Linked DNA regions of Mus musculus: all the other regions are linked to region 7. Evidence: chromatin loops called from intact Hi-C (ENCODE). Cell type or tissue: heart. All regions are shown on one strand. Each heading gives the region's core, and the rest is flanking DNA. Links, peaks and the distances in the headings are about the cores only. Region 1 has its middle 39 kb from the start of Gm31482. Region 2 has its middle 78 kb from the start of Cdca7l. Region 3 overlaps Rapgef5 (Rap guanine nucleotide exchange factor (GEF) 5). Region 4 has its middle 62 kb from the start of Gm31482. Region 5 overlaps Rapgef5 (Rap guanine nucleotide exchange factor (GEF) 5). Region 6 overlaps Rapgef5 (Rap guanine nucleotide exchange factor (GEF) 5). Region 7 overlaps Rapgef5 (Rap guanine nucleotide exchange factor (GEF) 5).

The links. Hi-C counts contacts between places; a loop is a spot of excess contacts. Peaks named below come from ENCODE experiments on the same cell type or tissue, not always from the same donor. Only the 100,000 strongest peaks of a DNase experiment are listed, where the experiment ranks them.
Region 1: it touches region 7 in a loop (6-fold over the local background); 17 of 42 quality-filtered maps call a loop at or near these places.
Region 2: a loop joins it to region 7, with 6 times the contacts of the local background. A loop is called at or near these places in 41 of 42 quality-filtered maps.
Region 3: a loop joins it to region 7, with 2.2 times the contacts of the local background. A loop is called at or near these places in 2 of 42 quality-filtered maps.
Region 4: it touches region 7 in a loop (4-fold over the local background); 8 of 42 quality-filtered maps call a loop at or near these places.
Region 5: a loop joins it to region 7, with 2.3 times the contacts of the local background. A loop is called at or near these places in 4 of 42 quality-filtered maps.
Region 6: it touches region 7 in a loop (2.4-fold over the local background); 2 of 42 quality-filtered maps call a loop at or near these places.

Annotation. Positions count from the first base shown.
Region 1 is chr12:117,424,691-117,429,191 of GRCm38, forward strand. No RefSeq gene overlaps it. Among named protein-coding and RNA genes, the nearest start is that of Gm31482, 39 kb to the right of the region's middle. In heart, for the core only: a CTCF peak has its summit at 2,873 (motif pointing right); a DNase peak (open chromatin) is centred at 2,911.
Region 2 is chr12:117,763,124-117,767,624 of GRCm38, forward strand. No RefSeq gene overlaps it. Among named protein-coding and RNA genes, the nearest start is that of Cdca7l, 78 kb to the right of the region's middle. In heart, for the core only: no CTCF peak of the experiment used is centred there; a DNase peak (open chromatin) is centred at 1,878; H3K27ac peaks cover 731 bases.
Region 3 is chr12:117,700,325-117,704,825 of GRCm38, forward strand. All of the region lies in intron 11 of Rapgef5 (Rap guanine nucleotide exchange factor (GEF) 5), which reads left to right. Among named protein-coding and RNA genes, the nearest start is that of Cdca7l, 140 kb to the right of the region's middle. In heart, for the core only: no CTCF peak of the experiment used is centred there; no DNase peak of the experiment used is centred there.
Region 4 is chr12:117,401,707-117,406,207 of GRCm38, forward strand. No RefSeq gene overlaps it. Among named protein-coding and RNA genes, the nearest start is that of Gm31482, 62 kb to the right of the region's middle. In heart, for the core only: a CTCF peak has its summit at 2,002 (motif pointing right); DNase peaks (open chromatin) are centred at 2,005 and 2,855.
Region 5 is chr12:117,656,228-117,660,728 of GRCm38, forward strand. It overlaps Rapgef5 (Rap guanine nucleotide exchange factor (GEF) 5), which reads left to right. Exons shown (of 26, transcript NM_001373989.1): 9 at 2,051-2,176. Among named protein-coding and RNA genes, the nearest start is that of Rapgef5, 120 kb to the left of the region's middle. In heart, for the core only: no CTCF peak of the experiment used is centred there; DNase peaks (open chromatin) are centred at 904 and 1,764; H3K4me3 peaks cover 2,381 bases; H3K27ac peaks cover 2,380 bases.
Region 6 is chr12:117,714,959-117,719,459 of GRCm38, forward strand. Rapgef5 (Rap guanine nucleotide exchange factor (GEF) 5) reads left to right here. Exons shown (of 26, transcript NM_001373989.1): 14 at 349-446; 15 at 3,244-3,274; 16 at 4,161-4,239. Among named protein-coding and RNA genes, the nearest start is that of Cdca7l, 130 kb to the right of the region's middle. In heart, for the core only: no CTCF peak of the experiment used is centred there; no DNase peak of the experiment used is centred there.
Region 7 is chr12:117,583,688-117,588,188 of GRCm38, forward strand. Rapgef5 (Rap guanine nucleotide exchange factor (GEF) 5) reads left to right here. Exons shown (of 26, transcript NM_001373989.1): 5 at 356-524. Among named protein-coding and RNA genes, the nearest start is that of Rapgef5, 52 kb to the left of the region's middle. In heart, for the core only: no CTCF peak of the experiment used is centred there; a DNase peak (open chromatin) is centred at 2,624.

The sequences.
Region 1 (4,501 bases), core at 441-4,440, 160 kb before region 7:
AATATCTCATAAAATCAGGAGTCTTCTGGAATGCTGGCAAGAGCTTAATTGATTGGAAGAACCTGTAATTATATCCCCTCTCTAGTCCTTTTCAGAGCTCAGGTAACCGCAGCTTCTCCCACCACATTTTACCATGTCCCAGGAATACAAACTTCCCCTGCATTCACCTTAGAGTTTATGGTTCTTGCAGCTGCTCTGTGAGGGAGGTGCTGTTCCAGCATGTTCTTGCTCAGGACACCACGGCAAGTTGCTCAGGATCTCATTGCCAGCAAGTGCAGGGTCTGGGTCAGGCTGTGTATGTCCCGAGTGTGTACTTCCAATCCCTCCATGGCTCTGCCCTCAGTTGGAAACATAGCTCACAGTTGTTTTGCTTCTGGAATACATCATGTGTTTCCAGTAACCGAGGTTTTTGATGTCTCTGCTTTGCTAACAGTATCCATTTGCTAAAGTGGCTGCAACAAATGCCAAACTAGGATTTGTTTCAGAATAACAGATTACTTTAGGAAGTCCAAGATCAGGGTATAGGTAGGGTTGGTTTCCTCCAAAAGCCCCGTGGGAAGGGTCTGTGGCCAGTTTGCAGAAGGCTGCCATCTTGCTGCCTCTTTGACACTCATCTGCTCACACACTCTTATCTCTGTACTTCAATTTCTGCTTCTTATAAGTATGCCAGTCATACTTATAAAATTGGATTAGAGTCCACTACAATGGGTTAATTTTTAACATAGCTGCCACTGCCTAGGTCCTTATCTTCAAACACAGCAGCCTCTGTGGTACTGGGAGTTAGGACACTACCGTGTGAGTTTAGAAGAGGGCACAGTTCAGCTCAGGCCGTAGTACCTGAACGGCTCATTGACACGGCTCACCGGCTAATAATACCAAAGAGCACACAGCTGAACGCAGGTGTCTGATCTGACACATGAGTTAGCAGAGCAGACCCTCAGTAAGCCCAAGAACAGATGTCCAGACAGCAGTCTGGGGACAGAAAGGGGAAGCGGGACTGAGGTAATGATCTGAACTGGGGTCTCCAAACTTCCTGGGGAGGTTCTGGAGCTAATGGAGCACTGAGTTCTCACTGCAGGTGATAAATCTTCCTAATAGCGCTTCTAATGCAGTGCTCTACATTTAAATATTTTAATATTAATTTATTCTAATGCTACCTCAAGTGGGTAATGAACACCATCATCCACTGAATTAAAGAGAAAGGAGAAAGATCATAAGCAAACCCTCATGAATTCTCTGCTCCAGGAGAAAATCCAGGCGGAGTGAAAGAAATCCTAGACTCACTCATTTCTCCTTTAAGCCATTAATAAATGACACTTAGAAATGTCATTTATAAAGTAATGGTAGCAGATGTAAATGGTTCCAAACAGGTTACCATTGTGAGGAAGGCAACCACTTAGCTCGTAGTTCGCTTCGGCCACCAACGCAGCACAGTCACGGTAACTGGTACCTAATGTTTAACATGCATCTGGTACGGTCCAACACTGTACTCAGATCATTTCATTTAGTGAATGCTTCTGTAGCCCCAGGAGCAGGTGATTATAACCCCATTTAACAGCCGAGAAGATTAAGATCCCAACACTTAAGACAGGATTTAACTCACTATTGCAAGAAAGGGTCTTCCAGTTTGAGAATATGCGCTCTCACAATAACCGATTGTCCTAACAAGAAAAATATGCCGGGTGTGGTGGCACACGCCTTTAATCCCAGCACTCAGGAGGCAGAGGCAGGCATATTTCTGAGTTCGAGGTCAGCCTGGTCTACAGAGTGAGTTCCAGGACTACACAGAGAAACCCTTTCTCAAAAAAACAAAAAAACAAACAAAAAAAAAAAACAAAACAAAAAAGAAAAAGAAAAGAAAAATAGACTACTCCTGCATCAGAGCTGGCATCAGAGAGCCTACAGCAGATAGGCTATCGAGGAGCCTGCAGGAGAGCCTGTAGCAGATCCTGCTGCTCTCACAGTGGGGAGCAGAGCATGAGGGCTGAACCTTCAGAATAATGAACAAAGACACAGAGCTGGCAAGACCAGTTAAAAGCTAGAGGAGTGCTGTCCCTGAGAATTCACTTAGGTACTGGGAATCAGAGCACAGAGCATCCTCATCTCAAGACTGCTGGGGGCGGGGGAGGGGGTGGGGGACAGGGAGGGGGACCTGTAGCTCTGAGAGTGAGGGATAAGGCTGGTACTTGCCATACACGTGTGAGGCCCTAGCTTCAATCACCAGCACTCCCACAACAGAACACAATGAAACTGAACTGGAAACTGACATGACCTCCTTCAAGGCTACCTCCTTCAAGGCTACCAGTGCCCATATTAACACCTATGTTGGATAGTAAATAAGTCCTTGAAATCCAGGGCAGAGGTATAAACTTCCCCATAGCTGGGCATTCAGTGTTGTGGAACTATCAGAGCCAAGAAAGAAGGTGGTCTCCCTGGCCAGTTGCCATTAGCAAGCTAGCCCTCTATGGCATTTGCCAGTGTGCTGCCTCCCAGGTCCAGATACATCTTTCTATATAGGCTCTGAATAAGGAGCATGGTTCTTCTAAAGATTCCTCCTTTAAAGTGAACAAGAAAATGTATTGGCCAGACATGACGGCACACACCTATAATCCAAGTTGTCATTGTCAAGGGGCATGGGCAGGAGGATTGCCACGTATTCAAGGCCAGCTTGGTATAGATACACAGCAAGTTTTAGGGCCTCTGGGGGCTACACAATGACTCTCTCTCTCTCTCTCTCTCTCTCTCTCTCTCTCTCTCTCTCTCTCTCTCTCTCTCTCTAAACCTTTGTATTTTATTTATAATATATGGATACATACAGTAGTTAGGAAGAAAACAAGTGAGCAGAAGTAATACTCTGGTTCCAGTAGAGGGCACTAGAGGGCCACTGCTGGGGGAAGAGGCTCTTCAGTTTCTGGGTGGCCCTGGGATTGGTGGCCCAGGTAGAGAGCAGATAGAACCTGCCTTGGCTCCAGAGCATGCCCCCCCTTACAACTTTGCAAACTCATCCTAGCAGTAACCTCTCCTTAGCTGTACTGAAGAACAGCGCCCCTACCATCCTTGTCCACCAGTGAGATCCCACTATGCTCATGTTAGCAGCCAGTGAGATCCCACAATGCTCATGCTATCAGCCAGTGAAATCCCACCCTGCTCATGTTATCTATCAGTTGATAACATGCAGTCTTGACAGTGGTTATGATTCATCCTGCAACTCCAAAGATGAGGCCCCACAGAAAAATCTCTCTGGTGTAGTGGCTAAGCCATTCTTAACTAATCTCACTGCCAGCCTGAGGATGCCATGCAGGATTCTCTTCTATGTCCATAGTCCTTATTCCCTAGCGAATAGTTCATAAACTTCCCAAAAAAAACAACTGTAGCCAGAACGGTATAAACACTACTTCTTGGATCGATTTGTGCTGTCATGGTGGTAATCTGCAATCTTCCAGTTTGCATGCTGACTCTGAAGACAGTTTAGATGGAATTTGCCGCCATCTAATCCCAACCCTGGTTATATTTATGATATGCTTTCAGTCAAGATTTGAGAGCACTAGATCCAACCAGCACCATCTTAATTTGCTTTTTGTTGCTGTGATGCAGACCATGACTGGTGGGGGAGCATTTATTTGGCTTACAGGTTAGATATAGTCAGCCCATCAACAAGAAGAGCTGAGGCAGGACCTGATGAAGCCATGGAGGGATGTTGCTTACTGGCTAAGTTTGCTTTTTTATACAACTCACAAAGCCAGCTCAGAAGTGACACTGCCCACAGTGGGCTAGTTCATCCTACATCAATCACTAATTAAGAGCATTTCTGACAGGCTTGCCTATAGGCCAGTCTGATGGAGGCATTTTCTCTTTTGAGGTTTCTCTTCTCAGATAACTCTAGCTTATATCAAGTTGGGAAAACAATAACAACTACTACTATTACTACTGCTGCTGCTATTAACCAGACCTGTACCCAGGAGGCAAAGGCAGGGGAATCATACATCTAAGACCAGTAAAGATGGCACAGTGAGACTCTATCAACAAGAAAAGAACAGTAACAAAGCCACGAGAGATGAACGCAGAATGAAAAGCACTTTGCAAAGCAGCATGATGCTCAGAGGATGTGGGGCTGCATTTGGAATGGGTGAGTACCCGAAGGATGGTCCTCAGGGATCAAGAACAGAAATGGTATGGGTTCAGAGGTCAGCAGTTGAAGAATGTGGGCCCAACATGGGAAATGTGACACAGTCTGGCTTGCTTCCTTAGCAGCAACAGCAGCAGAAAAATGTGTGGAGAGTGCCCAAACCAGAAGGCACATAGAAGTCACTTACAATTTTTGTCACATTTAGCCATTTTTTTGTTGTTGTTGAAACTGGCATTTTCAGGATAAGAGAGAAAAAAATGAAAAGACATCTTTATTCAGGTCACGCTGTCATGTCACCTACCAGAACCTGGGGCATTTTGCTAACACAACATATTTTAAAGTGATTCCTTTAGATCGAAATTGAAAACTTGAAAC
Region 2 (4,501 bases), core at 313-4,312, 180 kb after region 7:
TGTGTCTGTGTGTCTGTGTGTGTGAAGGATCATGAGTCATGAGATCAACTAGTTTTGAACACAGTACAAGCCATAGAAGAGATCTGCACTGGGAGTCATTAAGAGCCCTTGTTGTTTATGGTTTTAAGCTGGTGTAGACCTAGGCTTGCCTCTGTAGGTTGGTTTGGGGGGGGGGGTTGTTTTTGTGGCTTGACTGCTGTAAGAAATAACTGATTGTACTCCTTTGTGTTCAGTTGGCCTGTGCCTGGCCTCTGAAGGAGCAGGAAGGGAAAAGGGAGGAGGCTGGAAAGGAAGGCCTTGCCCCTTCCTGCCCTGTGCCCAGTGCTGATTCAGCGCTCTTGTGAGGGGCGTAGTCTGCAATAAAATACACATAAAAGCCCTAGGAACCAGCACACCAACACACCAGGGCCTGCTCCCTTAACACAGGGAGGGCATGGTATAGCAGAGAGAGGAGCAGTCCACAAAACAAGACTAAGTCTAACAGTATAAACTTTCCTCGGGGAGACTGGGACCCAAAGAAAATGAGTATCCCCAGTGCTGAGTTCTTATTAGAGGCAGTTGCTTGTAAAGATGCCATGCCATCATTAAAGCATGTTTACAGGGAATAGAAGGTCCTGCTTAGCAGAGCAGCAGGGAGAACAGAGGTGAGGAAATGCAGATAGAAAAAGATATAGGACATAAATTCACACAATGAGCACACAGCAGGACATGCTCAGTGTCCTTGCAAGGGGTGTGGTTCTCGGGCAAGTCCTACCACCATTGAATGTACACTGTTGGGGCCAAGTCCAGGACCCTATCCCTGGGTGTGCATGTGAATGTGTGTGTGTGTGTGTGTGTGTGTGTGTGTGTGTGTGTGTGTGTGTGTGTGTATTCTCAGGGCTAACCTTTTGGTGTTGAATAACTCGTTGGTGTGCTTTCTCTTGGAGAATATGTTTCTCCTGCTCTCAGCATTCCTTAGTTGTCTGCAGACCTTGTATAGGGCTGAGCCCCTTGGGTCTCCTCATTCACCACATTACATACATGTTATTGTTTGTGTTCAGCTCATGTTCAGGTGATCAAGATGGTGAGACTCTGTGGTCTAGCTTCTGACATTCCTAGGAAACACAATCTCGCAGAAAACTCCCTGATCCTCTGTCCCTTATAATCTTTCTGTTCCCTCTTCTGCAATGATTCCTGAGCCTTAGGTGTGAGAGTTGTTTTATAGATATAGATATCCATTGAGACTGGGCTCCACACTCTGTATTTTGATTGGTTGTGGTTTTCTGTAACGGTCTTCATCTGTTGCAAAGAGAAGTTTCCTTGATGAGAGGTGAGAACTATATTCCTCTGCGTCGATAAGGAAAAACAGTTACAATGTATTTAGAGAATATTTAGTAAAGTGGTGATTGTAGGTTCAAGACCCATGTTGTCACTAGCCCTGGGAAGTTGGCTGGGTTTCCATCAGTAGGCATGGCTTTCCTCTTGTTGATCAGGTCCTTTTTTTGCTTCTTGAATGTTAGAAGTTTTGATGTTGATGATGATGTTTTGGGTTGGTTGGTTGGTTTGTTTTCAAGACATAATTTCTCTGTGTATTCCTGGAAGTCCTGATACTCACTATGTAGACCAGGGTAGCTCAAACTTTAGATCCTTTCAGCTCTGCCTTCCAAGCACTGAGATTACGGGCATGTGCAATGTAGCCTAAGCTCAAACTCATTTTTAACCTGAAGATAAGGTTAAGTCCTTGGTCCCCCTTCCACCACCTTCAAAGTCTGGGGTTGAAGATCCAGTTTGAGAAAGTTCTTGTCCACAATGTATTTATTTACTGAGGCACCGGATACTCAATTGCTGATAACATGCTCTTTGCCCCAATAATAACTAAGACATTTGCGACATCTGGTGGACGTATACTGGTCCTGCGCATAATTTACGTGAGAAATTGTGTTCACAGAGGGCCTGGTTAAATCAAATGACACAAGGGGGCGCTGTTCTATCTACAAAGCCTGTGTCAGCTCTGCAGCTGTACTGGGATGTGGCCCTGGAGGTTACTCTGCCTTTCTTTTTCTTTTTTTTCGTTCCTTTTTCTTTTCTCTTCTTTCTTGCCTTTTCTTTCTCTTTCTTTCTTTCTTTTTTTTTTCAGTGCAACACACTTTTTCTTTCTTAAACACAGGTGTCTAAGTGTAAGAGGCCTAACTGGAAAGGGTCTCCTTGGAGCTGTCAGCAAGGAGGATGGGTCACCTCAGGCTTCAGCATTCTCCTAGCCCACCACTCACCCTCTGGGGGAATGAAGATGCCTGCCTGGCTCCCTAGAGCTGCATCTGCCCTGCAGCCTGCCAAAACCTCACTTCTGGTTGCTTCCTGACCCTAGCTACACCCTATGGAGACACATATGGTCATCCTGGCTGGGCAGCATTGACTTACAGGCTAAACTCAGGGCTCCACCCATGAGCTACACAATGTCCTATCTCTGTGGAGCACTGAATGTCACAGGGGTGGACTTCCCCTGTCTGCATTCTGCGCCTCTTCATTGAAATGACTCTTCTTTATTGCCATCCAGTCCCTGGATGCTCATCGTGGACCCTTGGCATCTCTCCCCCTCAGGAGAGACCCTCCTTACAACCAAGCAGCTCATCCCCAGCCAAGTGAGGACATCTGAAATAGGCAGCCTCCTCCGGACATCAACCTGTCTCCATGCACCCAATTAAAAAAAAAATGATAGGAGCTCGTGTGATTATTGGAAGAGCCATGGTAACTGTCACAGATTTGGGTAAAAGACACGGTTTTCTATGAGTGATGACCATATATGGGAGCATAATGATGACCTGCCTAACTGGGGTCAAAAGCTGGTGGACCTGTTAGGGTGCCATGGGAGCCCTCTCAGACTCTTCCCAGCATCCTGGTGTCTCTCTATCCCTGGAACTAGGGCCCATCCCAGCACACTCCTGAACACAAATTATAATGGTGAATGGAGTAGGGTTTCCACAGCTACACCTGAAGCTAGGGCACCATTAGCCCATCCTTCCTTAAGGCTTGGGAACAGAGTTCTCAGAAGAGATCAGATGAGGCTCAGCTGTGCAGTCTCATGGGCTAGGATGCGAAGAATTCATCCCCTGCTCTGCCCTGCCAGAGCAGCAAGGACCAGAAGCACAAAAATTACATTGGGGAAGGCTTTCTTACCTTCCTCCTCCCCTTGACTTGACAGCAGGTCTAGAAGAGAGAAACCCTCAACTTCCATCATTCAGGCTGCTGTGCAAGACCAAAGTTTGCTCTTCCAGATTGGTTGTTCTGTGATGTGGGTGGAGTTTGTGACCACTCTCATCTCTTCTTTCTTCTCTCTTCTCCTCTCCCCTCCCCTCCCCTCCCTTCCTCTCCCCTTCCCTCCATTCTCCTCTCCTCCCCTACCTCCCTCTCCTCCCCATCTCTTCTTTCAGAGACAGGGTTTCTCTGTGTAGCCTTAACTGTCCTGGAACTCACTTTATAGACTAAGCTGGCCTTAAACTCCAAGATCTACATGTCTCTGCCTCCCTAGTCCTGGAATTAAAGCCATGGGCTACCATGCCCAGCTGTGGCCACACTTTTCAACAAGGCCACTGTCCAAATGCTACCCAGCCTCCAGGGCTAGAAAAAACTCCATTTTCTATTGTGCACAAAGACCACTAAGGACCCAAGACAGAGCACAAATAGGGTCTTGAAGTCAAGAGATAGATGGGGATGAGCAGGCAATTGAGAGCAGCAGAAAGTGGGTGTGGAGCTGTCCCTTCTCTGCCTGGCCATGCCTGGCCACTTTGAACAGTCCTTCTATTTTGGAGATACTAGATGTCTTAGTTAGGTTTTATTGTTGTGAAGAGATACCATGACCAAGTCAACTCTTAGAAAGGCAAACACTTAATTGGGGCTGGCTTATACTTTCAGAGGTTTAGTCCATTATTATCATGGTAGGAGTCATGGCAGCATCCAGACAGACATGGTGCTGGAGAATGAGCTAAGAGTTCTACAAACAGGAGTCTATCTTCCACAGGCTGTGAGGAGGAGGTTCTCTTCCACACAAGGCAGAGCCTAAGCATAGGAGGAGGCCTCAAAGCCCACTGTCTTAGTTAGGGTTTTACTGCTGTGAACAGACACCATGATCAAGGCAAGTATTATAAAAACAACATTTAATTGGGGCTGGCTTACAGGTTCAGTCAGAAGTTCCGTTCATTATCATCAAGGTGAGAGCATGACAGTATCCCAGCAGGCATGGCGCAGGAGGAGCTGAGAGTTCTATGTCTTCATCCAAAGGCTGCTAGTGGAAGACTGACTTCCAGGCAACTAGGGTGAGGATCTTATACCCACACCCACAGTGACACACCCATTCCAACCAGGTCACACCTATTCCAACAAGGCCACACCTTCAGATGGTGCCACTCCCTGGTCCAAGGATATACAAACCATCACACCCACTTACATGGTGACATACTTCCTCCAACAAGGCCACACTTCCCTGTGGGCCAAGCATGCAAACACATGAATCTATGGGAGCCATACC
Region 3 (4,501 bases), core at 216-4,215, 120 kb after region 7:
GCCCTGTATATTTTTTGGGGTGGGTAGAGTCTGACAGCAGATGTGTTCAGTTGGCTAGGTCTGAGATGTTAGGGATGCCTCATCTCCATGTGGAGGAGCTTTGAAGTGCTGCCCTCTTCATGGGGTACTGTGCTCATGTGACAGGGTCCTGGTCAGGAACTAGTGAAGCACCTACTGTCCTGTGGTATGTATGGGCTGCCAGGGCTTCCAAACCCACTCAACTTTTCAAAGTTTCCTGGCACTGTCCACTGTCCCACAGCACATTTGGCCACAGTACTTTCCTTCTGCATTTTTTTCTGGACTTTCTTGATACCACATACTGTGCTGTGGTATAGCAAGCTACTAAAGGGACTTATCCTGTGTTTTTACTAAGGGAAAATATAAAGCATGGATAAGTGGCTCAGCAGTACAATGTACAAGTCCCATCTCCAGCATAGAGAACAGTCCCAACCCGGATGGTCATTCCATCCTAACTGTGGATCTTCTGCTCATAGTGGGCCACATAAACCATGAACGCTCAGGCCTTTGGTGGAGTTTGAGCTGAACTTGGGGGCTTTGCTTTCCAGCTTCCATGAAACTGATGATTCCTGATCTGGCATGTACATCTCACACTTCTGACAGTGTGCATGCTGTTTGAGAGCCTCTGTTCTCACTAAACGAGAGAACACGTGGATAAAATGGCTTCTCAAGATCAGTGGCACCGAGGTCAGTCTGGATAGATTCAGAAAACTCATGGTGAAGGTTGTGTTCACTTCCAGCTCCGCTGAGAAATCTAAGAACCAGATCACATAATCATGTCCTTGGGCCTCTGAGAATTAGACATGGCTGCATACTGTAGCAAAACTCTAATGGTGTAAATTCAACATGGTGTATTTTTTTTCTTTTTCTTATGTAAACACACGTGGAAAAATGTGTTGGCTGCTGCTTGGGCCACTCTGCCGTCAGAGCCAGGATTTCTTCCAGGTGGCTGTCCCAGTACACATGGATAGAGCTTTCATTTCATGGTCGTTCAGTTCTTTTGACTTAGGCGAGAGTGAGCAAAACTCAATTGTAATTCATGCTTTTCAGTGTTTCAAGTAAAGCTTGAGGAGAGGTCTGTCTGTCTGGAAGGAAGGAAAGGCTGGATGCATGGATTATATATTTGCTTTGTGACTTTTGGTTGATTAGGTTGTTTTTGTTTGTTTGTTTGATCATCTTGTTTTGTTTCTTCCTAGACAAGTTTTCATTGGGTAGCCCAAGGGAACTTTGAACTCTTGACCCTCCTGCCTGGTTCTTCTGATCACAGACACAATCATATCAACCCACACAATTTGGCTTTTGAAAAAACGTTTGTGGCTTAATAGTTTGAGTTTTGAATGTGTAGTCAGTCAATTTGTATGTCTTGATAACATTTATGAATTTGTAACTTGCCTCAGTCCTTCCACAAGATTGTTAGTTCTGTCTTTCTGTGTATGGACTGGAATTCTGTCACATAGCCAGGAACAGGTGTGGATCCAAGTAAACTTGGGTTTTCTTGGCCTAACAGCAGAGTGGTGGTAGTGGTGGGGAGTTGGTGTACAGAGGCTGGACATTCTTGGTGCTTTAGAATTAAAAATATTACACCAGGACCTGAATTGATTCGATTGTTAGAATGATTATTAATTGCTTGAAGTAGCCATGTGTCAGGCTTCTAATTTAAGATATTATGTTTAAATTAAATTTTCCTCTGGTTCCTGAAGCTGTAGCATGTTTACTTGACAAGCACTTAGGAACACAGCTTGTGTCTTTGTGTGATGCTAATCATGGGAGCCAGCAGTAGCTCAGAGAGGTCACAGTATTAAACCCAGTGGCTCTTGGAACCAGGATGCTAATTTTTATTGGTAGCCGCTGACAAATTAGTATTAAACGTTTTGTACCCCTGACGGTTTCCAATCTGATCTATGCTGTTAAGTGAAATGTTGTAGCATTGATCATGAAGATACTTTTTCCCCTCCTGGCTCAATTGTGAGAGCAACTGCTGTCTCTAATCAATGAGACCTACAACTGGATCACAAGTCTTTGGGGACAAGCAGAGTGGTTCAAACTGCAGCAGCAGATTATGAGAATAGCCTTTCTTCCCTCTAGTCTGTACGTCCCTCTGCGTAACAAGGAGCGCCCCACTGAGGACTGCAGCCCAGCCCCGTCCGTACAACCCGGAGTCCAATGGCCCTTGACTGTTCTGCTGTTATACCTCTTCCCAGTATTTAACACCCAGAAGCTGTACAACTGCTTCCCACCCCTGTTTCTCTCTTCCCCACTTGCTTCTTCTTCTTCTTCTTTTTTTTTAATCATTGTCCACACAGGAAAAACCCATCCTGCTCAGCCTGCGCTAGACCGGAAGTTGTCTTTTTCCAGGAGATGTGTGAGAATTCATCATAGCCTCAGGCTTCCTCCCTGCATACGGCTCCTGTTAGCATAACTCGTGTTCTTTTTTTTTTTTTTTTAAAGATTTATTTATTTATTATATGTAAGTACACTGTAGCTGTCTTCAGACACACCAGAAGAGGGCATCAGATCTCATTACGGATGGTTGTGAGCCACCATGTGGTTGCTGGGATTTGAACTCCAGACCTTTGGAAGAGCATTCTGGTGCTCTTACCCACTGAGCCATCTCACCAGCCCATAACTCGTGTTCTGATCTTTCATACTTTTGCCTAGTTATTTTAGTTAGATCACCGTAAGAAACCCAGAGTCTGCAGTTTGTAGAGGGAACCCCAGCTCCCTCTCCTTATTCCGTCCTCTCCACTATGACAGTCCTGAAGTGGCTGGCTCAGAAACTTCCTTGTTACTCTTTGCCTCGAAAGCCTCTGCTTATTTCCCTTTGCCTGTGAAAGGAGCCGTGCGCCCCCTCAGCCAACTCTTAGAGACCCAACGGGAATCAGCTCCGACCTACTTTTCTAGGTTTGCTTTCAATTAGAATATACCATCTTTCTGTTACTATTCACTACCGTGTTGTAGTTGAAGGCTTACAAAAGTACAAGTCTACAGAGTACGATATGTAGCCCAGGCTGGCCTCAGAAATCACATCCCTCCTCCTGTTTCCAAGTCCTGGGATTATAGGATGCACCAACACCACAGGCCTGATAATAAATTCCTGACATGTTCTGATTCTCCCAGACAGATTGGAAGGCACACATACACACACACAAGAAACAGATTCTAGTTGTGCTCAGACATTGGAAACAACTAATTTGGCTGGGACAGCAGCTACACAGAGGACTCCTACCCCACTATCTCCAGGTGCCCCATGTATATCCTTCTACTGTGTGCCAGTCTGCAGAGGGACGGGAGCTGGGGGGAGGGCTCTGTGTGCTTTGCTCTTCCATGCTCCCAGAAAGCCTCCTAAAGCAGTGTGTGAGTTTGACAGTACCTAAGAACAAAAGAGCAATTATATTCATCCCCGAGGAAGAAAGATGGTGGGATTCCTTAACAGTTTTAGAACTTAAAATAAAAATATACTTGGTAATTTGAAAACCATACCCAAGTCTCTGTCTATAGTAAGTCTCTGTCTTTTAAAGGGTGGATTTTCAGGTTTGCTATATAAATATCACTAAATAAATGAGTCTCTCTCTCTCTCTTTCTCTTTCTCTTTCTCTTTCTCTTTCTCTCTCTCTCTCTCTCTCTCTCTCTCTCTCTCTCTCTCTCTCTCTGTGTGTGTGTGTGTTGACATGTACATAAAGTCAAAATTTGGGTTAAATTGTAAAAGTAGGCAGAAATTGAATACATTTTAAAGCTATTAAATAGCTGTTTTTAAAATCATCAGGATGCTGTTTAGAAATGTAATAAACACTTGAAAAGAGCCCTAGCTATAATGGCATTGACCTATGATTCAAATTCTGAATGTGTGTGTGTTTTTTAAAACTTATATTTAATCAAATTACAACATACATTTTGTCAGTGCCAACAACAACAACAAATTAATGGTAACCTGCCCAAAACAGGGTCTTTCAAATTCAAAGCTTTTCTTGGCTCCGGAAGTCAAAGCTAAAGTAAGGTTATTTTATGGTGCTTTAAATTCAACTGTTCCTGAAGTAGAAAAGCAGGTGAAACAGAAGTGCTAAGCACATTTGAGGGAATGTGAGTAGGTGCAGAACGCTGGGAATTCCCATCACCAAGCTCCTGTGGACGTTGCTGTTGGCAGGTTGCTGTCAGAGGTCTCCCTGTGCAGATGAATACTTTCATTACCTCCTTGCATTCTGCCTTCCTAAGCACGGACAACCACTGGGGTGGATGGATATAGTTGTTCCTAAGTAAACCCATACTCCGGATGTTAGTATTTTGGGTGGCTTGGGTTTTGATTTCTTTCTTTCTTTCTTTCTTTCTTTCTTTCTTTCTTTCTACACACAAAAAGAAAGCTTACCCCTTTGGGTAATATTTAGATCCACTTCATTAATTCAATTATATTTGCATAAGAACCCTATTAAAAGGTTCTTACCATACCTCTTACTGTTCAACTGATACAATGAGGAGAGACACAAAAGAT
Region 4 (4,501 bases), core at 143-4,142, 180 kb before region 7:
TAGGCGGGAAAGATACTTTGTAGAAGCCTTTTATTGGCCTAATGTTGCAATTGTTGGGAGACACAGGAGGCTGTCTTCCAGTGAACTCCTAAAGTGAGCTGAATAGCCCACTTACACAGCTAGAAATGGAGTACCCAGAGTGTTGGCTCCAATCACAGACTAGTGATTCAGGCAAATTAAAGACCCTATTTGAACTAATCATGGGTCTTCTGTGGGGCCCCTTGGAGGAGTGCTCCTCTACCCTGGACTGGGGCAAAAAAGTCAGAGTCACATAGAGTGCACAGAGTCTGTGATGTTAAAGTAGCTGGTGCCTGCTGCCCAAACAGCAGTGGCTGATTCCAATGTAGCTTCCTCAAGAAGTCAAACAAGAGTTAAAAGTGCTGGTAGCTTTTCACATAAGGCTTCTGAGGCATGGGGGTGGGGAAGGGTATAACAGCTGTTAACCAGGGAGTAGAACCCAGAGCCAAATCTTAGCTTATATAAGGAGAAATTGAAATTAAAAGGAAAGAGTAAAAGCTAACAGTGTCTGGTACTCTGCTGATCCTGAGATTGGCAAGAAAGAAAGGATCAGATCCACAATTGTCCAAATTAGAGTAAGCTGTATTTGAGTGCACCTGGGACTTGCCAGCCTTGTCTCCCCATAAATTGAGGCACCCACTCCTCTTGAAGTTCCTTTTATAAGAAAGACGAGGTATTCACAGGGGAGAGAGGTTAGGTAGTTATTCATTGTTTAAAAAAGATACAATTTAAGAGAAGAAACACACCATTGCATACACTAGCAAGATTTTATTGAAAGGACGCAGATGTAGCTGTCTCTTGTGAGACTATGCCGGGGCCCAGCAAACACAGAAGTGGATGCTCACAGTCAGCTAATGGATGGATCATAGGGCTCCCAATGGAGGAGCTAGAGAAAGTAGCCAAGGAGCTAAAGGGATCTGCAACCCTATAGGTGGAACAACATTATGAGCTAACCAGTACCCCGGAGCTCTTGACTCTAGCTGCATATATATCAAAAGATGGCCTAGTCGGCCATCACTGGAAAGAGAGGCCCATTGGACTTGCAAACTTTATATGCCCCAGTACAGGAGAATACCAGGGCCAAAAAGGGGGAGTGGGTGGGCAGGGGAGTGGGGGTGGGTGGATATGGGGGACTTTTGGTATAGCATTGGAAATGTAAATGAGTTAAATACCTAATAAAAAATGGAAAAAAAAAAAAAAAAAGAGAAGAAACAAAGGCAAGGGTAGATACCTCGAGAATGGGGTCACAAGCAGTTTACATCAGACCTGACCTACAGGAACTTACTCTTTTTTTGTTTTGCTTTGCTTTGCTTTGCTTTGCTTTGCTTTGCTTTGCTTTGCTTTGCTTTGCTTTGCTTTGCTTTGCTTTGCTTTGCTTTGTTTTGTTTTTGGAGACAGGGTTTCTCTGTATTATAGCCCTGGCTATCCTGGAACTCACTTTATAGACCAGGCTGGCCTCAACTCAGAAATCCGCTTGCCTCTGCCTCCCGAGTGCTGGGATTAAAGACGTGTACCACCACGCCCGGCTTCAGGAACTTACTCTTAATTACAAGTAGAAAACTTATTTAGCAAGGACTTAACTCAGGGCAAACCGACTTAGCTAAGATTTAGCATCAACAAACAGAAACTTCTTTTTAACTAACACAACCCTTAACCTGCAAAGTATATTTTCTGTTTTAATCTCCCATCAACCTGTGAGGCATTCGTTCCTGTTCTATTCTTATATAACAATGTTTAAACCCTGCCCCCCTGTCACAGGAGAGGTGGGTCCCTCTGGTCCAAGAATGCTATACTGAGTATATGTAAGTAGCTAAGAAAACGCCTTATCTGCTTTTTCTGTGTTAAAAATAAAATCCCCAATGTCACCTTGGACGATTACAGGGGAGTGCAGCACTTGGTTTCTGTGGAATCTGCAGGGAACTGCTGGGAGGGTGAGAGCCACAGTCTTCTCCTTGTCAGGTTTGAGGCAGTTGTGAACAGCAGATGTCGCTATTGCCTGCTGCAATTGTTCATGCTCAACAAAAACATCCTGGGCAAAAGGAAGGCAGACATGCAACGGAGAAGCCTCATTCAAGCTGGCAACGGTTCACCTCATTCTCTAAACCCATTCTCTAAACTTTCATCTACTTGCAATTTTTCCACTGCAAAATGTGAAGCTGTCTTGGCTTGTTGCTGGTCTTGAGTCTCTTCACAATCTTCCTCATTCTGCTGTGTGCTGACCCAGAAGACAGCTGATAAGGATCCAATGAGTCAGAAATTAGGGGCAGAGCCTGTGGAGATGAAGTCTGTATTTCCCTGTGTCTAGGATGCTTCAGTCAACGTCAGTCTTCTCTTGGGGGCACTATTGGAGCCGCATCTATATGGATGTGGCTCCCCTGAAGTCATGGCCAGGCCTTCAAAGAAGGACTAGTCTTCTCCTTTTATTGGAACTAAGTTCCAAATTCCCCACTGGGTCTGCATTTCAAGGCTGAATTTCTCTTTTTAAAAGAAGGATCTCCTGTGACAGTAGAAAGAAAAAAAGGGGAGGTGTAGTTATTCAAATGCCCCCTGTTCCCACTGTCCTGCACTTAGCCTCTGGGTTGGCAAGAGTGCTTGTCCTTGTGAGGCCTGACAGATGGGAGGGAGTCACACCCTAAAGGCCATGGCTCAGATAATAAAGTCCCCTCGCTTTTTTTTCCTCCCCCATCAGACAATCGTGGACAAGCAAGGGGAAATCTGAGAACTTTCTCAACTAGGGGAAGGATGGGTGGGACCAGAAGAGGAAATGGCACTGGTTTGGATGAGGAACAGAACCTCAAAAGTCAATATACAGGGCAGCACCTGGAGGGAAGAGGAGGAAGGGCCAGGCAGAAGGGAAGCCAGGGTCAAGGACAGCAGTCTGGCCACCTGTTTCAGATGTGGGTGGAGGCACTCGCAGCTACAGCAGTTTCTGTGGCGGCTTGGTAGCAGATCATCTGTTCTCATAAACTGATTAGGCACATGCCATTGCCAGGGGAGGTGGCCCAGGTCAGCCCTGACGTAAGTTACTCACATAGATAAAGTTATTCATAGGATTTTCTCAGTTTTACACTTGTTCTACCTATATATTTCTCCCTTTGAAAAATATTATGTTGTGAATGCACAGCAAAATGTGCTCTGGTTTGTGTGCCTTTCTAAGTGTTTAAAAAAAAATACCATGTGACTGAGGAGCCCTCATATCAAACTGGACCTGCCATCAACACAACCTTGGGAAGCTCTGCGTGTAAGTTCAGATTTAGGTCCCTCAGAGCAGGATCACGCCCTCATGTTTGAGTTCAGTGGCCAAGAAACAAGTAATAGTCAATTAGTAGATAGTGATTATCCGTGAGACTTCCATCCTCACCTGTGTAGAAAGACAGTCTACATAGGTAAGACAGATGTCATCTACCTCTGTACGAAGCAGCCTTTAAGATGGAGGGAAGAGCCTTCCAGAATCTGCCTGGGAAAGCTAAGCAGGTGTAAGGATAGGATGCTCTCTGTTGCTGAGGATCTCGTGTGAGCCTGCAAACAGACACCCATAGAGGAAGTACAAATAGCCATTGACTAGAGAGAAATGTTGGTGCCCACTGAGAGAGGGAGAGTGCCCACTTGCCTTGACCGGATGCACTCTGAATGAGAGTGGACAGAGGAGTCATGATGGTTAATGCAAGGCAGAACCCTAGGAGAACAGGGTCAAATGAAAACTGGCTAGGTCTTGAGCAAGGGTGTGTGTTGAATTGAAAATAACTGACTGGATACCTGAGAGACTGGGAGAGGGGGACTGTGAACACCCTAGGGGTCCAGCACCAGAGGTAGCAGGCAACTCCCTGGGACAGGTCTGAGAGGGTTCTTCTGAGAGTAAGCATCCCAGAGGGGAAGCTTAAGCTTTGAGAGATGATAATGAGAACCAAAGAACCTTCTGTCCTATACCAGAGAGTAGAAGCAGGTGACAGGCTCAGGTCACCATGCTAAGTGAACTCAAAAGGGGCAGAAACAAGGCAAGGTCCTTGGGGCCTGGTTTGGGACACATCTCTTCAACCACTCCATCTCCCTGTCCCTTCCATTTTGCTGAAAGGCTAGGCATGGTTGCTACCACTGCCCAGGTACAGGGACACCCCACAGTGGCAACAGTGTGCCAGCCCCTTTCCAGTTAGATTTCCTAAGCAGACATTAGAAATTAGAATATCCCGTAGAGGTGTTTTATTTAGGGTTTCTATTGCTGTGATAAGCACCATGACCAAAGCAACTTGGGGTGGAATGGGTTTATTTGGTTTACACTTCCACATCGTAGTCCATCATTGAAGGGAGTCAGGGCAGGAACTCACACAAGGCACAGGAGCTGATACAGAGGCCATGGTGCTGCTTATTAGCTCCTTCCTCCCCCACAATTTGCTCAACTTGCTTTCTTATAGAACCCAGGACCCAGCCCAGGGTGATACTGTTAAGAATTCCTCTAGGCTTTGCCCAACAGTTGCCTAGCAACAGC
Region 5 (4,501 bases), core at 236-4,235, 73 kb after region 7:
TTGGTCCTTCAGCATGCCAAGTACACCAACCCTGGGGATCTTTGTTCTCTGGGTAACATACTCTTCCTTTGGGGGTTGACACCATCTTTTCTTTGCTTCTTTTAGGTTTCTATTCAAATGCCATCTTATTAGAAAATCTCCAGGTTCAGAGGTGACCTCTAATTATTGCTCTGTCCCCCCCCTTACACTTTATTTTTCTTTCCTGTCATATACCACCTCTCTCTCTCTCTCTCTCTCTCTCTCTCTCTCTCTCTCTCTGTGCGTGTGTGTCTCTCTATTTGTCTCTTTGTATCTCTCTGTGTCTCTGTCTCTTCCTCTGTCTCTTTGTGTGTGTGTCTCTTTCTCTGTATCTCTGTGTGTGTCTCTCTCTGTGTGTCTCTCTGTTTCTTCCTCTGTATCTCTGTGTGTCTGTTTCTCTTTCTCCTGTCTCTCTGTCTGTCTCTTTCTTGCCTCTGTTATCTCTTTCTCTGTGTCTGTCTCTCTGTTTCTGTCTCTGTCTCTCTCTCTCATGTATGTGTTTGTGTGTGTGTGTGTGTGTGTGTGTGTGTGTGTGTGTGTGTGTTTGTGTTATAACCTCTGTTGAGTGCAAACTGGAGGTATGTGAGGGACTTCGAGGAGTTTAATCCTATAGCTCTAGGATTTAAGTGGGTGGTTTTCAAAGTCTATTGAACAATGTATAAAATAAAATAGACACCCAGAGATATGTATCTCGAAAATATTAAGTGATGTTGCAATAAGTATGTATGTTTAATACTAGAAAGATTGTGTTGTTGGATAAGGGATAGCCCTTGTTCCAGTTGCTTTAAAAGGGAAAACTATGGTCATGGATTGACATTAAATAACTTCTGGGGTTGTACGGGACTTTCCAGCAGTTCTGGCTTTCCACCAGTGTACAGGATGTCTTAAGATAAGATGAGGTCCTTGTGCAAGGCAACTTAGGAAAGAAACTAAAACGCCACTCATGAGGAATGTTATAAGCACAAGCCATACACTTTAGTGGGAGAATTCTGCACGCTACCCCCTAGGGGTCTGTGATGGCTACTTGGAGAATTTTCTTTCTTCTGAGCCTTTGGAAATAAAGTTGTAGTTGTTGTTTTGCATGTCTGGTTGTATTTCTGTGATACCCACTCAGCAATGTGGGGGTGACTTTCATACAAACTGCTAAGACCATGAAACTTGGGAGCTCTCACAAATCCCCTTCCCATATTTGGTCACATTGCTGAGTATATTCAAATCCTGTAGGTTATATTGGGTAAATAAAGATTCAATGGTTTTGACTAATTTTGCCAAGTTAGCTTCAGGTTTCTTTATTAGATCATGCCTCAGTTTGTCTGTGTGAACCATTTGAGAAAGGACTTGAGTAGAAATAGTTTATAGTCTCTGTGTTAGAATAGCCTCTTTTTTTTCCTGTTCTAAACGAGTCACCATCTTCCTATATTATTCCTGCTTAAGAACTCAATATATAAAGAAATGTGTGATGCTTAGTGAATTGTTTCTAAAGGCTCACGAATGCTTTTACTTATGTCCTCATAGTAATTTTCCAGTTGTGAAAAAAGTTTATCCCATAACTTTCTTGCTAACTGTATTTGTCCATGGAATGATCCACTCCGGCTAAAGAATTGGGAAGTTGTAGACTGTTATTTTTAGGACTCAGTATCACTTCACCCTTTTTGCCAGAATGGTTCCTGGCTAACTTTCCCATGAATTTTTAACCTTTTGCTAGCCTTTGCTTATGTAACAGGAAACAGGCTGTCAGGAACAAACAAATGCCAGCATATCAGGCGCACACGTAGTAGCAAATGATTTAGTTTGCCCTTCCAGCTCTTAAAGTAGACTGATACATGCTCTCAATCTGAAGTCTCTAGCATGGTATCGCTCTGCATTAAAATAACACAGATTTAACTTTGGAGAGGCAAAAATCTTTTACGAAGGCCATGATTTAATTCAGGTCACAGTTAAAATGTGCTTATTATAAGGTGAACTTTGTGGTGGTGTCATGTCCTGGGACTGTGGATTTAAGTATCTCTTCGCATTTTCTCCAACTCTGAAGGCTGGGGTGATGTGCAAGCTTCAAGAGAGAGATGATATCGGACGTATTGAGCTGGTCCACAAGCTGGCAAGAGAAAACTGTCAGTTTTTACAGACAGAAAAAAAAGAATCGGAGAAGTTGGAACAGGTAAGCCCTTTCCTCCTGGGGATGTGGGTCTAATGGCTGGAAAATGATTCTGCTTGGCTGTATATATGAAGGCACAAATATTTTATTGTGGTTGTTTAGGATTTGGCCTTTGTAAAGCATCCTTCTTACTATAAAGACAGTAGATGCTCTGAACTCTTAATCTAGTGATTTGGGGACTAGGTTTGTAGGAAAGCTCCTCTCAGAAGTAAGTTATATAAAAACTTAACTACGAATGCATGCATATCTATCATAATAGTGAGCTTCCTGGTCTTACACTGGAAACCTTGTTCCATTACATAGTACAGAGAATATAATTTTTTTAAACGAATGTGCTGATGTATTTTTGTGTTCATCTTGGTCATGGGTCTCATCTCCAAAAGAATGTTACCCTGGGTCTCTAGAAATAGATAAGGACAGAAAAACAGATTATAGCCGCTCTCACTGAGGGTGGGTCGGATGGAGACTTCCCAGTGGCTTCTGAATGCTATGTTCCAACAAGAGTGATATTGTGTGGATACAGTGAAACCCGGGTTGGGGGGTGGGGGGGTGGGGAACGAGCTGCTTAGTCCCCTCAAAGCCGTTATTCAGCTGGAGCCTTAGAGCTGAGAATGCTGCCCTCAGGCTAGGAAGACAATGTAGCTGCTTTCTCTTGCCACATATTGTGATCCTCTGATTGTTATTTGTAAGACTTCACTCTTGCCGTCCAGGACTGCTCACAAAGGAGATCAGTTCTCTGTCTTTCTCTGGTTCTCTGGCTATAACTTTTTTTCCCCCACATTTTCAAACTCTGCCAGGGGAGAAGAAACTGCTATTTGCTTTTTCAGCCACAGGTCCGTCGATACAAGTGTGACAGGGTTTTCCTGAGCAAGCAATGGCTTGGGACCTCCATGGCTAGTTGTTCAGCTTGTTAACATGGAATATTTTTAATAGTTTGGCAGCTTAGCACTGTAAGGACTGGTATCTCAAGTAGAAGGAATGATAAAGATAATTTCAGAGCCTTGAGATTGAAATGTTGTAGGGCTACCTGTTGGCTTTATAGTTGGAAGATTCAGCATCTGCCATTTGCTGGGTATTACCAAGAAGTCCAAGTACTTTTTTAAGGTGTTAAAAGCATCCTTTGCTTTTCATAGTTTGCCTGTGTCGCAGCCTAATCCTTACCTAGTCATACCCTTGGGATATTTATATATTTTAATATGTAGCTTCAATTAACTTCTTAAGCTTCTATTCCTTTAGATTCATTTTAATTAGGAGACTAGCAGCTTTCTTGTGCCTTTTTATTTCAAAATGCATCATGAGTCTGTTGACAGTGTGAAAACATATCATAGTGCAATTGCTGGTGTTCTGCCTTCCTAGTAGTCCTTTAAATGAATGCTGTATCTTATGGATGATTGCAAATCAGATGCATTGAACTGGTGACAACTCAAAATCGGGCAGAGTTGTTCAAAGAAAAATGGTAGAGTCTCATTCTGCAGGAACTATGCAGAACTCTGTGTGCTGTTCACAGGACACCTGTGTTGCCTTTGTTTTGTAATTATTAATATACAGAACACTATAGTTACAGCTAGTGAGATTGAGATTTCCCCCAAAATGTAGAAATCTGAAGCTAATGCTAGTCACTGGTAAGGTTTTTAAAGGATCAAGAAATTTCAAGTGTGAAGATTTGCAGTTTGGCTTATGATTATTTTGTTGTTGTTGTTGTTGCTGCTGCTGCCTTTAAACCTTTTGAAGTTTTAGTTCTTGCATGAATGCCGTGTGATTGATGTTTGCATCTAAGAGGGAAAATGTTTAAACAAACATTGGAATTACGCCTTTCCCTACACAGACTTTCCCGTCCAGCTTAACTCTCCATCTGCAGGATGACCCCACTTGAGCCAGTCAGTAACCGAGCTGAAACTGATGCACCTTTTCATAAAGGAATGTCTGCATATTAGGCGCCTGGATATTTTTACAATCATTATCTAAAACCCCAAGCCTTCTGCCCGTATTTTAACCTCTCGTATCTTGAGAATCTGTTGAAACAATACTTTTGCTAAGTTGAGTGCTCATGAGTTTTAGTTTGCAACCCCAGGCCTCTGCTCCTGCTCAGGGAAGCTCAGTTAAAGCACACAGCCCCAGAGGAAACTGCAGTTCAGCAATGTCAGCCCAAGTCTGCTGCTTGCTCTCCTTATTCCACAGTAATGACCCAGCCCTGCCGCTGTGCACGGGGTTCCTTTCCTTTGTCATTTTAAAATCTCATCTACCTTTCCTGGCTGAAGCTAGCAAAGTAAATAATGGCAACATTTAAGTTAGAATCCCAACTGTCTATTGGATTATTGTTTTCACTCT
Region 6 (4,501 bases), core at 277-4,276, 130 kb after region 7:
TATTTTCCTTCCAAGCAGTCATGCAGATACTCTCTTTTGAGATCTGAACTACTCGTGGATGTCTGTAGTAGCCAACTAAGAGATGTCTGTTTTCAGCATCTGCTACAGTCTTTAAAAGCAACCAGGTTGTTGAGTGGCTGGAGACCACATTACTTCCTGGAATAAGAGAGCCATTACCTGAGACTTTTTCTTCATTGGCGGTGTTGGGATTGAACTCAGGGACTTAACACAAACTAAACGTGTGTTTGACCACTGAGCTGTATGGCCAACCCTGTCTTCATTGAAATCCTCACCGAACACACGCTGAAGTGTTATGTTTGCCGTTTGTCGTCTCCATCCTCTCCGCAGACCATATACAGGAACGTGCTGGATGATGTCTATGAGTACCCGATTCTTGAGAAAGAGCTGAAAGAGTTTCAGAAGATACTTGGCGTGTACCGCCGTCAGTGAGTATTTAGCTTTGCTCGTAGCAGTTAGGGGAACGCAGAAGCAAATGAAAGAACTATGGGCCATTGTGCAGAGAAAATTAATTTTTAGCATTTCTAGCAGTAAATTGCTTGTTTTTATTTTTTTATAGATCAAAATAAGAGAAAACGAATCAGACTCCAGACCTTTCCTTCTTTATTTTATGTTTTTCCATGGTCAAAGCAGAATGAGCCATGACAGCCTGAGTACATAAAAATAGTAAATTATTCCTTAATTTTAAGTTACATATTTAGCTTATTGTTTGGGGGCTCTGGGTAATCTTTATGGAATAGGGAAGAAAGGACTTATAAATAGGTCCCAGTGAGTCACAGAGAATTACATAGGCTCAATGTATTATGAGATCTGTGAGGTTTCCATATCGGTTTAGAAAGATTGGAGAAAATCAACTTCTATTAACTGTTGGCATGCCCAAGTGTCCCATAAGTACCACTTGTAAATCTTTCAATGTGGCAGCACCTGACTTTTCTAGGTTTTAGCAGCATCTCTGTTAATTTTGTATATGAGACCATAGGGTCCTTACTCGGTTCTGAGATGCAGTCTTTGCCAAGCTTGTCCAGTTTGTCCTGCAGTTGCAAGCAAGAGCATCATCAAGCTGGACACTTTTACGACTTGGGCAACAGTGAGTGCACTTCTTAGGAATGCCGGTTCAGGCCAGCCGGATAACTGGTTTGAGATTTAAAGCCTGATTTAACTGCAGTGAAGGGTCCCCGTTACAAATAAAGACATGTATAGATTAGTCTTAAGCAGCATGCGTAAGCCTTCATCTCAGGTTGTCAGAATTGCATCCTGAGAAAACAGGTGCAAGGTGGGACAGTATTTTAGAAATGAATGTAATAAACTATGGTGATCACAGTCTGTATCCTATTAAATATGAACAGCCTAGTTAATATTGATGTGAAATTATAAATTAGTAAATGAATCAAAAGGGGAAAGAAAGATAAACCTTATGACAATTAATCTCTCCTTTGGCGGAGGTCTGTACTATAAGGCAGAGCTGTTACAGTTGGGAAACCTTAATGCCTGGCTTAGTGCACTTAAATAGATTAACCATGTCACTGAAATCTAGTACATTCCATTAAAATTTTACATTAGAGTGGAAATGGCAAATTGAAATGAGAAAATTGGGTTAAGATACAGTTGGGCTGGAGGTGAGGGTTAGGGTTAGCAAACCAAAGCTGTGGGTCATCCCCCAACACAAACACAAAGAAAAGGGGGTCCCCAACACATGCACACACAGAAGGGGTCTCTAACACACACACACACACACACACACAGAGAGAGAGAGAGAGAGAGAACAGGGTCCCCAACACATTCACACAAAGAAGGAGGTCCCCAACACAAGCACACACACATGGGGGTCCCCAACACACAGAAGGGGGTTCCAAACACACACACACACAGAAAACAAGGTCCTCAACACATGCGTACACAGAAGAGGTCACCAACACACACAGAAGGGGACTCCCAACACATACAGAGACAGGGATCCCCAACACACACACAGAAGGGGGTCCTCAATATGCGCACACCAAGAAAGGGTGTTTACTTATTTAGTATAAGACTGTGACATGTCTTTCCATTTTATAACGAGACTTGGGCCCCAGTGTTATGCTCATTACAGTTCTCTGGATGGCCAGTGTGTCACTTTCTGAGTATATGATGAGTACCTGGTGTGGATGGTTAGCCTGATGGTGTGTGCAGCTTTCTTCAGAGTGGAGATAGCCATCGGGGCCCCCAGTGATGCAGGGTCAGTGGTTAGAGATGCATCTGTAGAACCGCACGGTGTCCTCATTTCTGCTCTACAGACCCATCTAGAGACGATGCTGGATTACTTAGCTAGAAAATGGTTCCACCACAGATCTATTACTACATGACAAAGTCTTTCTTGTTAATGCGTGTTGCTTTTCAAACAGGGTAGGGGGAGAGAAAGAGCACCCCTACCCCTACCTTCTATTCATGTCTACTGTGTTTCAATAGGCTGACAGACCCAGTTTTCCTCCCAAGTATTAGCTTTACTTTCTGGAAGTAGAAAACACAATGCATGTGTTCAATAGCTACCTTCTATTTTTTTTCTCCTGTTTCACTTGAAACTTAGAGCACAGTGACAGATGCATTAGACATAGTACACTAATAAATAATGTGTTCTGTCTTTGTATTTTGTTTTGAGATGGTATGTAGTCCAGACTGGCCTGAAATTCATGATGTAGTACAGACAGATCACCATCTTGCCTCTGCTTAGCCTCTGGAGTGAAGGGATTACAGACATGCACCACTGTACCAGAGTTATTTTGTCCTGGTTTTTTTTTTCTTTTTTTTTATGACATTTATTTATTTACTTACTTAGCTATTTACTTACTTGTTTGGGTGTGGGGGTATGCCACAGTGTTTGCTGTGATAAGACACTGACAAAAACAACTTAGAAGGAGAGATCTTACTTGGCTTAAGATTGCAGTCTATCATCAAGAGAAATCAAGGCAGGAACTTAGAGATTCTGTGGTAGGGATATGGAGGATGCTGCTGATGGGCTCGTCCCCTGTAGCTCGTCCCCCTTGCTTAGTCTGCTTTCCTGTATAACTCAGCACCACCCTTAGGTTCAGTTCTGCCATCCCACTGTGTAGATCCTGGGCTGTCAGGTTTGGTAATTAGTGATTCATCTCACTGGTTCCTCTTCGCCTTCTTTAAAGATTAACATTCTCTACAGTGTTCCTGAGAATGAGTCTTCTGTGGGAATCTCATGTTTTACCTTTCTCTTTGTAGCACTGTTGATGAATACTCACCACAGAAGAAGGTAGGCAAAGGCTTTCTTGTCTGAGGGAGAAGGGGAGGGGGTGTGGCTCACACAGCTTGCCCTGTCCAACTTAAAGTGAATACTGCCCCTAGTCCATCAGGGTGAGCTGGGAAATCCAGGGATGCAGCTGGCCTGCACTTTCCTGCCTTGTTGTGTTCCAACCTATTTGTATATGGACCTTTGACTTGTCGACAATGTGTATCCTTTTTGGTGCATTTTAAAGTCTCAGAACTTCCCGGCTGTTCTCAAATTGATAAAATTTTGAATTTTAAACTGCTCATATCCCTCCCTCTGAATCCAAGTAAGAATCTTAAGTGAAGGATTTTCTTACTCCGAGAGTAAGGAAGTCTTCCAAAGAGTTTCACACTTTCAACATGACAAGAGAGATAATAGCCAGTGTGTTTTATTTCCACCGAACTTGAGAGGAACACAGGAGAGGACATTGGTCAGTGTTAGGCAGAATGTGGGTAACCCTGGTAGCCAGTGCTGGGAGTGGGAAATGACCTCACAGAGTTCTTCAAACTGGAAAAGGCAGGAACTGAGATTGTTGCAACTGTGTCTCAGAGCCTGTGTTGGGATGGAGAAAGTGTCTTCCTAAAGAATCATGGGTGTTTCTGGAGTCTCCTCTAGTAACAGGCTCTGAATAGACAGAGGAACTTTATGCCTGCTATGGCCTTGGCCAAGCTCCACTCTAAGGCTCACAATCCTGACGCGTACATTTGTTGATTGAAGGATCTCCAACTTTTTTTCTCTTAAGATTGGATGGGTAGATTTTATATGTTAAAAAAAAAATTGGCTAGTTCTTTTGGAACATGTTGGAAACAGCTTTGACTTTCCAGAGGGCCAGAATCCATTTGTTCATTGTTCTTCTTCTCCTTCTTTACAGAATAAAGCCCTTTTCCACCAATTCAGTCTTAAGGAGAACTGGCTCCAGCACAGAGGAACTGTGGCAGAAACAGAGGAAAGTGAGTAGCCTTGTACAAGAGTCGCCTCCTCCTACAGATCACATCCTGCCTGCAACTGTCACTTCTGGAAGTCATTCCTCTTTGACTAGAATGCTAATATCAAATATTAGCATGGCTTTTCTTCCTTGGTTTGGTTGTTAAGGTTTGTTTAGATAATGCAGTGTTCTTTCAAAGACCATGAATATTCTAAATTTGGGAAGCAAGAACAGGGATATATATGCACAGAGCACTCCAGTGTTCTGCAGTGCAGATTCAAAAGATG
Region 7 (4,501 bases), core at 254-4,253:
TCCCCAGTTGATAGCCACTGATCTTGCTAACTGAAACTTGCTATCGTGCTGTGTTTATGCGGCTTTGCCTGCCGCTCTCTTTGAAGCGATATTGATTTGGTCATCACCTGTCTGTGAAGCAGAAAACATAGCATATATGTGAATATATCAAAGTTCAAGCAGTGAAATTGACCAGCCAGTGCATCCTTTCATTTTGATTGGGCGTGTAAGCATGAATGAAGCTCAGATGTCTGAGTACAGCCTTGTCTATGGATTCTCCTTAATTATTGGACTTTTCGGTTTATTATCTGATTTATGACTCTAAACCACAACTTTTTTTTGTTTGTTTGTTTGTTTGTTTGTTTGCTTCGAACAGTGGACCAACATCTATACTTTCAAGATAATTATGTTTTCTACCAGTTTTCTTCGGATGAGTGCAGCTACTTGTACTGCGAATTTGAAAGAGAGGAAGAATGGCAGAAGGGAGTGAAGCTATTGCTGGAGCTTGTGCATCTCATTCCTGCAAGAGCTGGCATCTGTGACCTGTGAGTAGGTGCTGTTAGGTACCCCTGTAAGCTGCTCTTTCTTAGAGGAGATCTCCTTTGTCCTGGGACTGTGCTCTGTGCCTGCCTGCAGATCCCCACTTGTTTGAGTGGTAGGAACACTCTTTCCAAGTTCAGGGAGGTAAGACACACTGCAGAAGATGCCTTCTGGCTCCTACATGGCTCCATTGCTATTCTGATCCCAGGCATGCCTGTTCTACCAGCTGCACCACGATGCTTCTAATTCACTGCTAAATGAGTAGATGATCTAAATTAGGTCTAAACATATGACGGGGCCGAAGTTGGAATGAAATAATAACTCACATCTTAGGCACTGTCCAAGTCGTGACTGTGCTAAGGAGGAGTCCAACAGACATTTCTGAAAATAATCTAGAAGCCATGTTTGGCAAATCAAAACATGTGAATCATTATCACCTGAAGAGAGTGAATCACTGAATAGTTAAAATTAATTAGCAGAGGCTTCCTTGAGTCATGGTATGGGGATTAATGACATGCCTTGTTTATCCTTGGCAATAGTGAAGAGCTTATTTCAGAAAGGAGTTGCAGATTGAAATGTCAGCTGAATCACTAATAGAGTTCTTCAGGTATCAGCACACTGTCCCATACCGTTAACTCTTAAGACAAGTGAACGGCCCTTACTTTTCAGGTAGAGACTACAAATTCCAAGAGATGCACTCCTCCGACCACAGCAAACATAACTTTCTCTTATTAGCTAAAGTGATCCTATTGAATAGTTCATTCAGTCTTTTCACAAAGGAACATCTTATACTAGTGATACATTTCTGATAGGAAGGTTGGATGTTGAGCACATATTTCATGTCAGGCACTGCACTAAAAGAATGCCTTGCAGTTTTGGCTTCACTTCAGAAAGATTCTTTAAGACGGGCACTGTAAGTGAGGAAACCGAGGCACAGAAGTCAAGTGACCTGACCAAGGTCACACAGACAACAAGTGCTGTTTTAGTGGTTGAATTTACATTGGTCTAGCTTTATTACCTCGGCTTTCTACACCTGCTATGATGTGTTCTCAGAAGCTAGGGGATAATCCCAGCACCCCTTCTGAGAGTTGTAAGCACAAGTTATGAAAGTGTTAGAGGCCTGTGATTATGTCCTCACCACCGTAGGCAGAGGGCCATGCAATAGGAGTGTAGATTCCAGTGGCACTGAATTATGGCAACACAGTGGCCTTTATTTAATATGTTCCTTGTAGAGGTCATATGTATTCAAGAGAGGTCAAGGCACATTTCAGCAAATTCCAAGGCGATCTCTAAGAAGGATTGACATGCCCTTCTAATCAGACATAGCCATGGTGACTGACATTAACCTTGAGGGACTGCTATTCTCTGATAGGGTTCTTCTACCACTTCCTGTCTTTTATACATGGTAGAGGTGTAGAAATCCCTGGTTATGTTCAGATTAAAGAAGGGGCAGGAGGGTACTGAGTTATCTTGCCTCCCCCCAGATAGCAAGTTAGAACGTCTGTGGTTGAGATAGCCTTGTGTAATGTAACTCCTGAACCTGCCCTAATTTTTTAAAAAAATGCAAGTTATTTTAAAAATTCAAGCCTTAGTATCAATTCCAGATTGCTTGCAATCTTCTGTCATACTGATTACTGTGGATGCAAATGGCAGATCCTGGCTTGAGAATGGACTGTAGAATGCCACATTCGTCAGCAAGTTTCATCCATTTGGCCTGAACAGGAGTATTTGGTCACAGTCACTTACCGGTACAAATGGTCACTGGACACCCAAGGATCTGTTTATTCCTATAATAAGTACCATGCTTAGAAAAATAAAGTCACTAAGCCACCATTTTCTTCTGGAGAGCGAAGATAGAAGATATATATTCATCCTGTGCGCTATCCCACTTAGAACAAAGGATGGTCAAAGAAAAGATACCCAGGGACATTGTCCTCTTTCAGTTGAGTTGTACAACCTCCCCTGGTTCCTGCACATACTTTCATCTTAACTGACTTCAACCTGGATCCTTTGTTTTGGTCTTCAGCCCACACTGTTAGCCTCCCCTGCCAATGAGTGCTCTGCTTTGCTTCCTGTTTTGCCTGTTTTTCCCCCTGTAAGTTCTGCCCAGCCCTCCAGGGGGAGCCCACATCCTACCTTGCCTATGAAGTTTCTCTGATGTCCTTGGACTGTCTTAGGCTTGTGGTTGGTAAATCACTGCTATTACTGTTGGTAATTTAAAAAGGAAAACCCGTTCTTCTGTGCCTCTCTTAGCTTTATGTCCTTTCACTCTTATGACTTCTAACTGAAATGTCCTCTGAAGTCTTTTGATTCTTGTTTTCTATTTATGAGCTAAAAACTCCATCCTGTGGTGCTTTTAATAACCTTTTTGATATTTGAAAGCTATTAAGCTCTACCTACGCAATTCCACATTCGGCCCCCTAATTTGCCATCCTTTCTAAATGACTTTAAAATGATGCCAGAAAACCACTTAATGTCCCTGTATAAACACAAATCTGTTCTCTACAAATGTATTTTTAAAGAGGGAAAAAAATAATAAAGGGGATTTTATAATTTAAAAAAAGAATGTTGTCCACAGTGTCCCCAGCAGGAAGAGAGGTGGTGCTGTGCAAGCTTCTTGCCCTGTTTGAGGAAACAAATGTCCAACTCTCTGTGAAATAGTCTTTATTCCCCCCAAAAGAGATAATTTGAAAGGATTGAGTTGGTTGTCAGGGTACCGCAGGGAAAGAGGCCAGTTGTAGTACCGTATTCAAACAGAAGCCCAAATTAAGTTATCCAGAATGGACTTTTTCCTGACACTCTTTAAAAAAAAAAAAAAAAAAAAACCTATGGACAGGAGGAGAAGAGAATGAGTAAACTTTGAGAAATTAACAGTAACAAGAAAGACAACCTAGTAATTCCATCCTGACTTGTATGATGGTTCTTCCTGATAAGAACCTGATTGAGAGTCGATGCTTTTCAAAGCCAAGCCTGGCTCAGCTACAGTATGTTGCTTCTCTCCTCACAAGTTTGAAGAGGCTGGGCTCCAGTCTGTGCTTGACCCTTGAATACATAAAACCGTAGCCTTCCAGTTACAAGCAGGTAACATCCATGCTATTAAAAGGCTTGTTAAGGATTGCAAATGCTGGGGATACAGAGGACATGCAAAGAAAATTTTTATTTATTTATTTATTTATTTATTTATTTATTTATTTATTTTTGTTAAGGGACCTGGTGTGTGTTATCCACATGAATATTCATCCTCTTGGGTAGCTTATGAGTTCCTACCTTTGGTCTAATACAGTAAAGTTATTCAAATACAGTATCTGCTTCTTTCCCTGCTCTTTCAAAGAGTGCCCTGTGGGATGTGGTGGGTAGCTAGCATGGGGCCACTTTGAGGAGATGAAGTCTTTCCTGTCTGAGAGGAGGCTTTCTCCACTTAAAACTTCCTTGTGATGACTGCAAGCCTATTTACTGTGTTCCTAAATAAAGTGGTTGAGTTTCAGTCCTGATTAGCCTGGACAAATCAGCATCTTTGACCCTGTGACTCCTGTTCTTTTGAAAGTAGCCTTTGCACAAACTTCCTGGGACTTCTCTGACTGCATGGTATTTGTGTCCCAAAGGCTGTGCAGTTTGGGGCCTTGCTTGACCCTGAGAAGATGCCCTTCTGAAGACCAGTCAATTCATGGGGGCTAGTAAAGAATATGCCTGTACAAGACCTTTTAATATGTGGACCAAGCGGACCAATCAATGCAAATTCTGCAGGCCAGTCTCCCCTTCTGGGCTTGGGCTTTCCATCTGTCCTATGCACATCAGGGTCAAGTACTAGGCAAATGGGGGTAACCCTGTTCCTCAGAGTCAGGTAAACTATTTGAACTAACCATTCTTTTTTTGTTGTTTGTTATGGTTTTTTTTTTTGTTTGTTTGTTTTTCGAGACAGGGTTTCTCTGTGTAGCCCTGGCTGTCCTGGAACTCACTCTGTAGCCCAGGCTGGCCTCGAACT